Linked DNA regions of Homo sapiens: region 1 is linked to region 2. Evidence: chromatin contacts called from ENCODE Hi-C or POLR2A ChIA-PET data. All regions are on one chromosome and are shown on one strand. The core of a region is the stretch at or near the end of the contact, and the rest is flanking DNA. Distances in the headings are between cores, read along the strand shown. Region 1 overlaps DOCK4 (dedicator of cytokinesis 4). Region 2 overlaps DOCK4 (dedicator of cytokinesis 4).

Evidence for each region. Hi-C counts contacts between places; a loop is a spot of excess contacts on that map. ChIA-PET counts read pairs that join two places held with the same protein, here RNA polymerase II (POLR2A). Pooled maps may share reads with other maps.
Region 1: a loop to region 2 is called in a map of IMR-90, with 1.9 times the contacts of the local background. The contact joins two enhancer-like sites. A Hi-C loop is called at or near these places in 2 of 168 maps with a recorded cell type or tissue (IMR-90 and posterior cingulate gyrus) and 4 of 50 pooled maps. POLR2A ChIA-PET finds 5 or more read pairs at or near these places in 2 of 52 experiments (H1 and PC-3).

The regions. Positions count from the first base shown.
Region 1 is chr7:112,111,049-112,117,394 of GRCh38, forward strand. All of the region lies in intron 1 of DOCK4 (dedicator of cytokinesis 4), which reads right to left. Among named protein-coding and RNA genes, the nearest start is that of DOCK4, 92 kb to the right of the region's middle. Within about 2 kb of position 1,888, at least 7 of the 41 ENCODE cell types and tissues checked have a DNase peak (open chromatin) inside an H3K27ac peak, as active enhancers do.
Region 2 is chr7:112,157,673-112,163,688 of GRCh38, forward strand. The region is part of intron 1 of DOCK4 (dedicator of cytokinesis 4); the gene reads right to left. Among named protein-coding and RNA genes, the nearest start is that of DOCK4, 46 kb to the right of the region's middle. RefSeq lists an enhancer at 4,293-4,833. Within about 2 kb of position 4,604, at least 7 of the 41 ENCODE cell types and tissues checked have a DNase peak (open chromatin) inside an H3K27ac peak, as active enhancers do.

The DNA of each region.
Region 1 (6,346 bases), core at 638-3,137, 49 kb before region 2:
AAACAGGGTGTGATCATTTCTGAAAAGCACCCACCGCAGGTGATGTCATTGAGGTACAGGAAGAGTGGTCTTTTAGTTCATCACATCTGGGGCCTCTGGTCCTGGCACAAGCTCAATAGCTAGTGCCTGACAGCATTCAAGTAGATCACATGACACCCAGGAGGGGTTGTGAGGACTCTGGGGAAGAAAAGCCATCTCCAGTGGGGCAGGGAAGCCTTGAGGTCTGAGAGGTAGGTATGAGGATGCTAGGGGTATGACCCACCTTGTGTGTGGAGGGAGGGGGTAGGGAAGGCCTCAGTTCTCATTATTTCTGCCTTCTTCTCCTTAGGACATAGGCGGGGGTCTCAGGTGTATCCATATCAAGCTGAGAAAAACACTTTAATTTCACAAATTGGTGGAAAACCACCAGTTTATACTGACATCATTTAGCCTATATTGAACTTACACCTATGTTAGGCATTTTCACAAGTCTTTTGTTATCTTGCCATTTTTTTTATTTTAATTCTAGACAGTAATTTCTATTTTTCATATTTAACCATCTTAATGTTCATGAGCTCTAATTCAGAAAATGTATCACTCCCTAACCTTCAGTTCCATCTTTGGCTTTTGCTCTCCAGAACTCATGTGATAGTGTCCTGACCTGCACAGGACCAAGTTCCTAATATAAGGGCCAGGGGCGAGGTCCCTGTTCTGGGCAGAGTAGGACCTGCCGGCCTAACCTGGAATTGTCAGATACTTTAAATAAGTACAGACTTCTTCATTCATGTAAAAAAGAGTTGAGTAGGCTACATAAAATCCACATGGGCCATTTCCAAGAGCCTCTGTGATTCTGCTCAGACCCAACTTGGATGAAGACTTTTCCACACCCATCCAGAAAATTCTGCTCACAGTAAACGGGAAGTGAGTGGAAGTGCCAGGATGCTCACACCCACACAACTGTACCAACACCTGTAGCATCTCTCTCCTCTCAAATCTTTGTTTTTAGTTTCTAGCCACCAGCTTACCCTCTCTTTGCCTTCCCCATGAGAGGTGATATGATTTGGATGTGTGTCCCCTCCAAATCTCATGTTGAAATGTGACCTCCAATGTTGGAGGTGGGCTTAGTGGGCTGGGCTTGGGTCATGGCGGCAGATCCTTCATGAATGGCTTGGTGCCTTCACTGTTGTAATGAGTTCATATGAGAACTGGTTGATCAAAGGAACATAGCATCTCTTTTGCTCCCTCTCTCACCCTGTGAAACGCCTGCTCCCTCTTCACCTTCCGCCATGGTTGTAAGCTTCCTGAGGCCTTCACCAGAAGAAGACGCTGGAGCTGGCTGGGTGTGGTGGCTCATGCCTGTAATCCCAACACTTTGGAAGGCCGAGGCGGGCAGATCACAAGGTCAGGAGTTCGAGACCAGCCTGGCCAGTATGGTGAAACCCCATCTCTACTAAAAATACAAAAAAACTAGCCGGGTGTGGTGGTGGGCACCTGTAGTCCTACCTACTCAGGAGGCTGAGGCAGGAGAATCACTGGAACCCAGGAGGTGAAGGTTGCAGTGAGCTGAGATAGTGCCACTGCACTCCAGCCTAGGCAATAGAGGGAGACTCCAACTCAAAAAAAAAAACAAAAGAAGATGCTGGAACCATGCTTCTTATACAGTCTACAGAACTGTGAGCCCAATAAGCCTCTTTTCTTTATAAATTACCCAGCCTCAGGTATTTCTTTATAGCAAAGAAACAGTGGCTCACACAAGAGGCCTCTCAATCTCATTGGCTCTTGATTCCTCCTCAGGTACCTTTCAGTAGCCTCTCATCTCTCCCAATTGCCCACACAGAAAAATTGCATATTCTATTCCAGTTTCTACCTCAATTCTTGTATCCCTGACCTCAGCACTGTCTTCAAGGACGTGACAGGCTGTTGTTGTGAAACAGCTGACTGTGTACTCAGGAAACCACAGATTTTTTCCCGACTAGGGTTTTTAGAAGGCAGGAGTGGATTACTAATAGGAAAGAGAAATTATACTACTGCATATTCAATAAAAACGAGCATGCAAATAAAGAACAACAACAAATTAGGTCAGAGGCTATGGTGAAAGGAGCCATTATTAGGAAATTCCTGAGGCAAAGTGGGGTGTTGGCCAAGTTCTAGCAGTTTAAAAGCCAAAGAGATCTGTTCGTGAGTTCCCAAATACAAACGCCAGTATTGAAGACCAAGGAAGAAAATTTGTAGTGTGTAGGAACAACAGAAGAACTAGGACCCTGGTAAAACAGCTGGGATGAGGAGGAGAGGGCAACTCTGCACAAGATCAGGGGTTCTGACACTAAGGTCAGTGGGCCAGAGAGGACTAAATTGTAGTACCACAAAAGATTTTTTTTAAAGGGAAATTATGATTATTAAGGCAGGTAAGGAGAGAAAAAAATCACATTGGAAAATTGGTTTCTCTGTATCTTACTCCATAAAAGTCTCCCCCAAGTAGACAAGCTTTAATATGTTTAGCTTCTTTTCCAAAAATTCAATAAAGAATTTTTTAAAAATTAAAAAATATGTATGTATATATTTCAGAGATAGGGTCTTGCTCTATTGCCCAGGCTGGAGTACAGGGGTGCAATCATAGCTCATTGCAGCCTCCAACTCCTGGCCTCAAACAATCCTCATCCCTCCTGAGTAGCTGAGACTTCAGGCATGCACCACCATACTTGGCTGATTTTTTTTTTTTTTTTTTTTTTTTTTTTTTTTTTTTTTTTTTTTGTAGAGACAGTCTTGCTGTGTTGTTAGGCTGTTCTCAAACTTCTGGCCTTAGTGACCCTCCTGCCTTGTCCTCCCAAAGTACTGGGAATACAGGCATGAGCCACCATGCTTCGCCTGGATTTTTAGAAATGTGTATCAGGACCCAGCCTGATATAAATTTAGCAAATTTTGGCAAAGCCATCATTTTTCTTTACCCCTAGCCCCACAAACAGCTCTTGCCTTGAATTCCTTGTTTCTTTAAAAGTACTACTGTTTTTTAAGTCCACTGGCTTGAAGAAGCTATGGTTTTTGGCTTTTCTTCCAACCATCCCCAATGCAGGGGCCAAATCCTGGAAACTCAACCTACTTCATTGTGTTCCTGAAGAAGACATAAACAATGAGCCATCCTGCCTCCTTGAGCTATCCCCATCCTGGTCAAGCCTTCATGACACGGTCATTCCCCACCACTAATACTGGAAAATGTTGGTTCACCTGTAATACAGATCATCCAAATGTTGATGCATTTCATTATACAATATAAAAGTAAAAAGTCTAAAAGTGTTGGTATGCTGTTATGTTCTCAGTGGCAGAAATAACACATTTTCCAAAATTTGCATTTTTGCTTGAAAGTTCAAATTTTATCATTGGCAATAAATGTTGTCAACTGTTTACCTTGAAGTGACAGGCTCTTGTTATTCATTTCCAAAAAAATGTCTGTCAAACACCAAAGTCTGAGTAACTATTGTGTGTCAGTCTACCAAGTAAAATGATATTCCATGAAAAAACTGTCTAGTTCACTTGTTTTCACTCTAATATTTGTGGAAGTGTTTTTCCTCAAGACAACCAGCATTCTCTAGTACACAGCACAAGTAATTTATGTGTGCTTCCTATCTTGTCCCACAGAATATTAAAAAGATGTGAACCCGAGGGACTGAGATTTTTATTGCTTCATCAAGGACATTCTTAAGTGAAACTCCTATTTTTTCTGCAAGAACAAAAAGAGGTAAAAATTACAATCACTACAGTTTGGTGCCAGGGTCTTGATTCACACTAAGTAGCCAGAAGTTTTCCCAGCATTGCTTTTGCACCATTGACACAAACATCAAATCCAAAGTAAAAAGGCGGACAACATCTTACAATTATCATGAAAATAATTTTGCCCTTACAGACTCTCCAGAAGGGTCTCAGGGACCCCTAGACTCCACCTTGAGAGCACCTACTAAAGACCATTAAAACCCATTCCCAACAGGCCTGCCTCTCTCCAGTCTATCTATACTGCAGACATTTTTATTTCTGGCTTACCCTAATATCTAGTCAAGCAGAATTTGGGCTCTCCCAGCTGGGCATTTGCCCCTAAAATTCCCTCTGCCCAGAATACACCTATCAATATCTGACTGTTGTTTCAACCTGTGGTTTGCACCAATGGCTGCGTAAAAGAATCACCTGGCAATCTTTAAAAAATATATACAGAAAAAAATCTATTCCAAAGCTCTTCCCTTTAGAGACTTTTACTTAATTTGAATAGGGCCTAGCCTAGGAATAGATATTTTTCAGTGCTATCTAGGTGACACTCAGTTCAGACGCAGTGAGTCCATCTGATGTGCTACTTCCTGAAAGAACACCATTTAGATTCTTCCAGAACAGGTGCACTCCTGCTTTGGACACCTGCAGCCTACTGTTCTCACCTCCTCCATGGCACATTTCATTTCTGTCTTGCAGTCTGACTATTGTTCTGTTTATCTCATCTTTCAACTACGCTTCAGACTCCTTGGAGGTAGCACCTTGCCTCACTCCTCACTGTATCCTCTGCCATGCTAAGCATGGTGCCATGCCCAGGACAGAGATCCAACATATGCCATCTATCAATCCACCCATTCATCCATCCATCCATCCACCCATCCATCCATCCATCCATCATCTATGTAATCTATTTATCTATCTATTAACAGAGTCTCACTTTTTTGCCCAGGCTGGAGTGCAGTGGTGCGATCATAGGTCACTGCAGCCTCTAACTCCTAGGCTCAAGTGATCCTCCTGCCTCAGCCTCCTGAGTAGCAGGACTACAGGTACAAGTCAAAATGCCCAGATTATTTTTTACTTTTTGTAGAGAAAGAGTCTAGCTATATTGTCCAGGTTGGTCTCAAACTCCTGGCCTTCCTGATCTTCCCACCTTGGCCTCCCAAAGTGCTAGAATTACAGGCATGAGCCACCATGCTCGGCCTATTTTTTAATTGTGGTAAAATACTCATCACAGAAAATTTACCATCTTAATCATTTAAATAGTGTACAACTCATGACACTAAGTACATTCACAAGGTTGTGCAACCATCCCCATCATCTAGTTCTAAAACTTTTTTAACACCCCAAATGGAAACCCCATACCCATTAGCAGTCACTCCTCATACCCTCCACCCTCCTCTCCCCAGCCCCCAGCAACCACTAACCTGCTTTCTGTCTCTACAGATTTACCTATTCTGGATATTTCATATATATGAAATCATATAATGTGTGACCCTTTGTGTCTGGCTTATTTCAATTGGCATAATGTTTTCAACGTTCATTCAAGTTGTAGTATGTATCAGTACTTCATTCCTTTTTATGGCTCAATAATATTCTATTGTATAGAAACACTTTGTTTATCCATTCATCCCTTGATGGACACTTGAATACATAGTTTTACTAAAAAATGCTCACCTTACGATCATACATCAAAGAAAAGCAACTGCCAGCCCCAGCATCCCTGCCCCATTTTCCGCCACAAAGAACATGTGTCACAAGTGGGGAAACCAGAAGAGAAAACCTAAGATTAGCAAATGACTGCAAACATCACTTTGTAACTACAGAAAGAGTGAGCTCTGGCCACAATTCTGTTTATAACATATTCATAACCAAGGCAATGAAGAGTGAAGAGCCTGTTCTTTAGACCAACTAAAGGACTTGCATTTATATTTTTGTAAATATCAAAGAGAATAAACAAAGTCAAAAGAATTTATTGTACAGTTTTCTTTTCTTTTCTCTTTTTTGTAGAGTCGGCTGTTGTTGCCCAGGCTGTTCTCGAAATCTTGGCCTCAAGTGATCCTCCCACCTCATCTCCAAAGTGCTGGGATTACAGGCATGAGCCACTGTACCCGGCCAGTACAGTCACTTCTCTCTAATGCTTGTTTTGAAAATACAAATTTGTTCTAATGCAATTGATTTTAAAAGGGAACAATTTGAGCATAACACAAATTTCATGTTTATTTAGTGTGTTTCCTCTGAAAGAAACAGTAACTGAAGACTCCCAGGTGAACCAAGCCATGCAACAACAAACAAAACACACCTGTGCACACACTTTAAAACATCCAGCAACCATCTCAGTTCACTGCCTGTGTTGTAAGCCACACCCATTGATACCTGGTGTTAACAGCCTTCCTGGGAGTCCCATAGCTTTGCTCCCACCTTTTCACAGTAACTCACAAGCTGCAGCCCTCTAAAGCCCTCATTCACAAATAAACTTCAGGTCTTTTTAAAGTCAAAATGTCATATTTATCGTAGTATTTGTGTATTTCATAACCATTGAACATGTGTACAACCATGCTACCACTTTTATTAGCTTCATACCTTTTCTTTCTTTCTTTTTCTTTTTTGAGACGGAGTT
Region 2 (6,016 bases), core at 3,354-5,853:
GGAGAGAGCTGTCAATGCACAGATTTGGGTGTCCTGGTATAATCAAGGAAGTGTGGCATGACTTCCGCTAAGGCTAAAGCACAGGGCATGTGCTGAAAAGCACAGGAGGAGTTCTTGGAAAAGCAGACAAGGGCCAGGCCATGAAAACACCTTGCAAGCCATCCTAAAGGATTTGGACTTGATCCCGTGTGACCAATGACAATGATTTTAAGCATTTAAATGATTAGCACATAAGGATGGTCTCTTTGGCTATAGTGGAGAGGATGAATCTAGTAAGGCCTATAAATTGTCCTCAAAATGTTTTTAAATGCATAAAATATATAGAAACTAAATATACACTGAAGTGCAGTATATAATACAATACTGACTATAATAATACTGAAATGCAGTTATCTCCATGGAAGCCCAGGTTAAAATTCTCTGGCTTTCAACCTTTAAACTTGTATCAGAATCACTTAGGAGAACCTGTAAGAACAGATGGCTGAGCTGCACCTCCACATTCTCAGATTGTGCTGATGCTTCTGGTCTTGGGAATAATACATTTAGGAACCATTTACTAGGGTGATGCCCAAGTTTCTAGCTAGAAACCTATATGGACTTGGTACTACTCATGGTCTTACTTATCTCTGTATCCCTAGCACCTATTGCTTATACATAGTATGAATTTCCAATAAATACTTTTTGAACAAATGAAGTAGGAATATAGACACAACAGTAAATTTAGCACTTAATCTGTGTGGAAAAGTTATACCTTTCTTTGGTTTTTGTTGTGCTTTTTAAAATAGTCCTTGGAATTCCAAAACACAATGAATTTTGATCAAATACAAGAACTGATAAGGTTCATAAAATAATCTTCAAGATACTAGTTATATACTTACAGTATTGCATTTACTTTTCTAAATAATACTTGGGCAATCAATGCTGTTAAAATGCTAAATCCTCTTTATTCATATATAAGAAGTCTCTCTTTTACTAAGGTTATCAGTGTCAAATACTGAAAATTTCAAAGAAACTATCACTTTTAATATACTTAGCAAATTTCAAAGGGTATTTCAATAAAAGTAGTTAGAGAAGCTTTGTAATAAATGGCTAAAAACTATTTTTAATGAGCTTCTCAATTGTTTGGTTATAAATGGATGTTTCTCAAGCTCCTGACAGCACTTAAAAATCATTTGTTTCCATAAGTATTTTAAATATTCCTTGCCCATTCTCTTTTACTACTAGCACAGTTTAAGGTTTACACGGCAGGTAAAGTTCAGCCCAGCTTCATCTAAGTTACTACAAGCCAACTAAATGAATCCCATTACTGAAGCCAGCAATATTTACCAAGTGGCCTGCTCTGTGTTGGTTGCTATGAAGGATGTAACAGAAGCCAAACAGTTGGTCACAATTTATACTTGTGAATGTAACCAAATGCCTTCAGTATCCTCCCTACCAGTACATCACTGCAAATACGCCCTCCTAGAAATATGTTATTGTCTCATAAAATGATGTTCTAGCATCTTTTCAAGTCTCTACCACTCTACAAAACCCTACCACCATCTCATTACTTGACTGGCGCTGCCTTTCTTCCCTTCCCAATCTTTCTCACATCTGCATCTCTTCTTCCTCCCGCCCTCAACATCCCTGTTCAGGCCCCTATCACGTAGTCTCTGCAGCAGTCCCTCAACCCTTCTCATCCTCATCGCTCCCTGGTGCGTGTCCACCACCTTTATCACCACCACTCCCATTCTCAAATGCATTCATAGCCCAACCTGGTCTGGCATAAGTCCTCCATTATTTGATTCCATCCTGAGTTTCTAACCTATGTTTTTCCTACTTCTCTAAACACACTCCTCAACTACAGACAAACGGCCCTACTTCCTCCTGTCAAAACACAGTTCGTACTTCCGTATTTCTTTTGCTCTAACAGTTGTCTCCCTGACAAGGATGTGTCACGTTCCGTCCAAGTCTTATCCATCTGTTGGGATCTAGCACTTATATGACCCTCCTACCCCAGACGCTTTCCCTATCCCAATAACAATTCTGTCTTCCCACATTTCCACAAAATAGTCACAATTTGGGGTAACTGCATATACCTTCCCTCTGTAGCCAGGATGTAAGCTTCTAAAACAAGCATTTTGTATTATACTTATGTATAATAATACATAATATTATGTATATATATACATAATATATATACATAATGTATATACATATACACATATATATATACACACATAATGTATATAATACATAATAATCCCAAATACCCGAATCCCAAATCCCAAAACCCAAAATCCAAAATGCTCCCAAATCCAAAATTTCTGGAGTACCAACATGACACTCCAATGAGCATTTCAGGCTTATAGATTTGGGATGCTCAACCAGTAAATATAATGCAAATATTTAAAAATCAAAACAAAAATGTGAAATATGAAACGCTTCTGGTCCCAAGCATTTCAGATAAAGACTACTCAACCTGTATTCTCCTCTGTCTATCTCAGTGCACTGCAGTCAGAGCAAGGGCTCCAAGTATATCCGACTCTGTGACTCAGCTCATCTGTAAACAGAGGCTCCTGCTTTACCTCTCTCAGAGGGCTTTTGTGAATATCAAATGAGATGATAAGATGTTTCTTTTGAAAACACTCTGCAAATTGAATTGGTGGGATAATTTAATTGAGAAGGCAAATGTACACTCACACAATGCCAGAGAACAGTATGATATCTAGATCTTAACAGTATTAAAATGCCACAGGAATCCAAAGACAGTACAAACCACATCAGGTTCCATGGGATTCTTGGGGCAAATTTTCCCTGAAGAGAATGATTTGATGCAAGCTCTGAGGGAGGAGCAACTAAGACAAAGGAAACCTATCAAGCTGGCCCAATCTCTGGAAAGTATCTTAATCTATTTAGTAAATCAGCAAGACTCTGAACATGGCAGTCAGAGGTTACACAGAAATCTGAACAGCCCTGGGTTATCTCCTTAAGCAGGCACCCCCACTGCCCCAGCCAGAGGTCAGTGGCCACTGCAGGAAAGAAAACAGAATGTTCCTTCAGCAGGGAACAACAATTAATTTGTCAAACTTTAGCTTTCTATACACTTATCTTTCGAAACAACTTACTTGTACTTGGCTATAGCCTCTATTAAAGATCCTATCGCGGCATTCATCAGTTTACATTTCATCAGTTTTTCCTGAGAATGAAGGCTGAGCAAATATTTTCACGGGCTAACATCGACTCTGAGCTCTATTAAGCAGGACTCGAGGCCCCCCATCAAGATCACCACTGTGGCCCTGTACCTCTTGTTCTCTGGTATAGACATTTAACTAATATTTGCAGGGGGACAGAAAGACTTAACAACTCAAGTGAGTCATAGGCTTTAATAATTAAGTTAGCCTTGAAAGCAGACATGTACTTTTGTAAGTGGCAAATTTCCTACTGATTCCTTTCCTGTTATGATGTCTACCTGGCGACCGCTAGTCAGTCTTCAAATAGACCCCATATACAAATATTTCTAGAACACTGAACATATTTGTTACTACCTATATAAGTCCAATATAAAAGAAAAGGTTGAGAAAAAAAAAGTCTGTGGACTTGTTTTAAAACTTGCTGCACTTGTTTTAAAAACTGAATAGGATGTATGCCCATTGCAAAATCCACGTAAGAAAATTTCATACACTGTACCAGGTAACCTGGATGCTAACAGCATGAAACAATCTGGCCAGACACATAGTAATGGGAAGGAAAGATACATAGATCTTTCATGTCTGGCATGGAAAACCTAATAGAAAGCTACACTTCCTATAAATTTTAATTAGACTAGAAAGGGTAACCAGAGAATTTTGCTTTGACCCTGGGATCTGTCTTTATCATTGTGTCAACCTGTGAAACACAAAAGCAGCATATTCATTCTGCATTCCAATGTCAAGCAGCAAATTTTTTAGGGTAGGAAAAAAAGGCAGTCTGTACTGACTAGAGAGGTTGGGCTGATTTATGTGATGTCAGAGATGCTTTACTTATGGAAGGAAGGTAGGTTAAGCTCTCCTGGGGATGACTTGAGCTCTGGTACAGTCTCTCTGGAACACTTAAATAATATCAATAGTTCACTTATGACATTTACACATCTTGGTTAATGTGGCATAACAAAACTGGAGAACCTTTATGCCAAGGTAATTTTTTTCCACAGTGACTGTAAGTAAAGGATAACAAAACGCCTGCATCCTGAGCATCCTAACTACAGAGAATTCTGAACTCACAGTTGCTACTCCCCATCCAGACTGGTTTCAACTTCCCAAGATCTTAAGATTTGGAGGATAGAAATGGGGGTGTACTGTTACTAATGTGTTTGTATAAAAGCTTGTGAAAAAGTTTCCCTTTGTATGACAGTATAAGTACAAACAATTGATTTAAAAAATGATAATGTAAATTTTTTATATGTGTCACAATTTTTATTTTGCGTATTCCCAAAGAAAGTAAGTAATTCCAAATAGCGTGAAGCCTCATTTATCTGGCATCAAGAGAGCAGAGCTCTGGAGGAGTGGTTTCCTGAATAACAAACACTCTGCCATTCATTTGCCTGGAGTGGAAGTGTTGTCTCTGCCTGCCAGCACTCCTCCCCTGCAGAGCCTCCCCTCCTCCACTCTGCAGGGCCTGGGCTGGGCTGTCACTCTTGGTACCCCAGCCCCCTTGCCTCAGAGGAAACACATGACTCAGACTGGACCAAGCTCTCATCATCCCCCTGGATACAGTGGTACAACCAGAAGTAGGAATGTGACCCAAGCAGGACCTGTGCCCTTTCACTTAGTTTTGTGTATAGATGTTGGGAGGAAGAGAGTGTCTGTCTGTCTCTTTCTTTCTCTCTCTCTCTCTCTCTCTCTCTCCCCCCTCTCCCTGCCACCCACACACCCCACTCCCCTCTCTCTTTTTCTATCCAAAATCCTAACCATGTAAACTTGGAGCAAAAGCAACGGAGTCCTAAGAAACTCCATATAACCTCTGCCCCTGGACTACTTTGAGGAGGGTTTTTATCACTTTCAACTAAAAGAATACTGGTTCACACAATGTACAAAGTTCATCTGGCTAAACTTTACCTGATGTTATAGGAAACCTCAAAATGAACAGCATGCTTCTCTACCTTGAAAAAAGAAGCCATAGTAAACACGATTTTATCTTTTTTATCTAGTCACTTACTTAAACCCTAACATATAATGTTCTCAAGCACTATTGAATTATCCAAGGACACTTGACTTTCCAGTAAATAGGCAGACACTTCTTTGTAACAGATTTCTTTGTTCATTATACTGTATGCAACGTAACACTGCCTGAGTGTGGGGAGCCAGACGTCAACTTATCCTCCTTTGTAGCTGCTACTGCCTCTACTGCCATATCCTACAACAACTTTTAGGTGGGTTTTTCCTAAACAATTAATCATTTACCAAAAAGGAATAAATTAAGACACGGCAAGCTAGTTATTAGGAATGACTAATCACATCATGTCCTTTGTCTCACAAGGAACAGAGCTTCACTCAAGTTATAAGACAAACAAATAAAAAGAATGGGTTTGGGGGAACCACTCTGACGTGGCCTAACCCCCATACCCCAGCATCCTGCCCTCCTCCCTCCCCTCCCCATTTTCTCCCTTCCTCTGTGCACAGCATGCTCCACTCTCATCAATGCCCTGGCCAACAAGGCATCTTTGTTGCCTGCATCCTTTAATGACTACCCTCTTCCCTGGGCTATAAATCTCCTTTCTCATAGCTAACTGACTTAATCTCCAACTTCTCAGGTATAACGTCCTAAAAGAGAAATTTGGCCTAGCTCTTTATGACCTAAGCCAAAATCATGCCAATGTCAGCCAATGAATGGTTGTCTTTCGGTTGTGTGCACATTCCTGGCACAAGTGGCATTTATTGACTTATTATTTATTTAATTATTTATTTAACATTTACATAGAGCATAGTATAGGCAAGGCAGATACTCTTCTCAGCGATTTACAAATATTGATTAATTTAATAGTCATAATAAATCAATG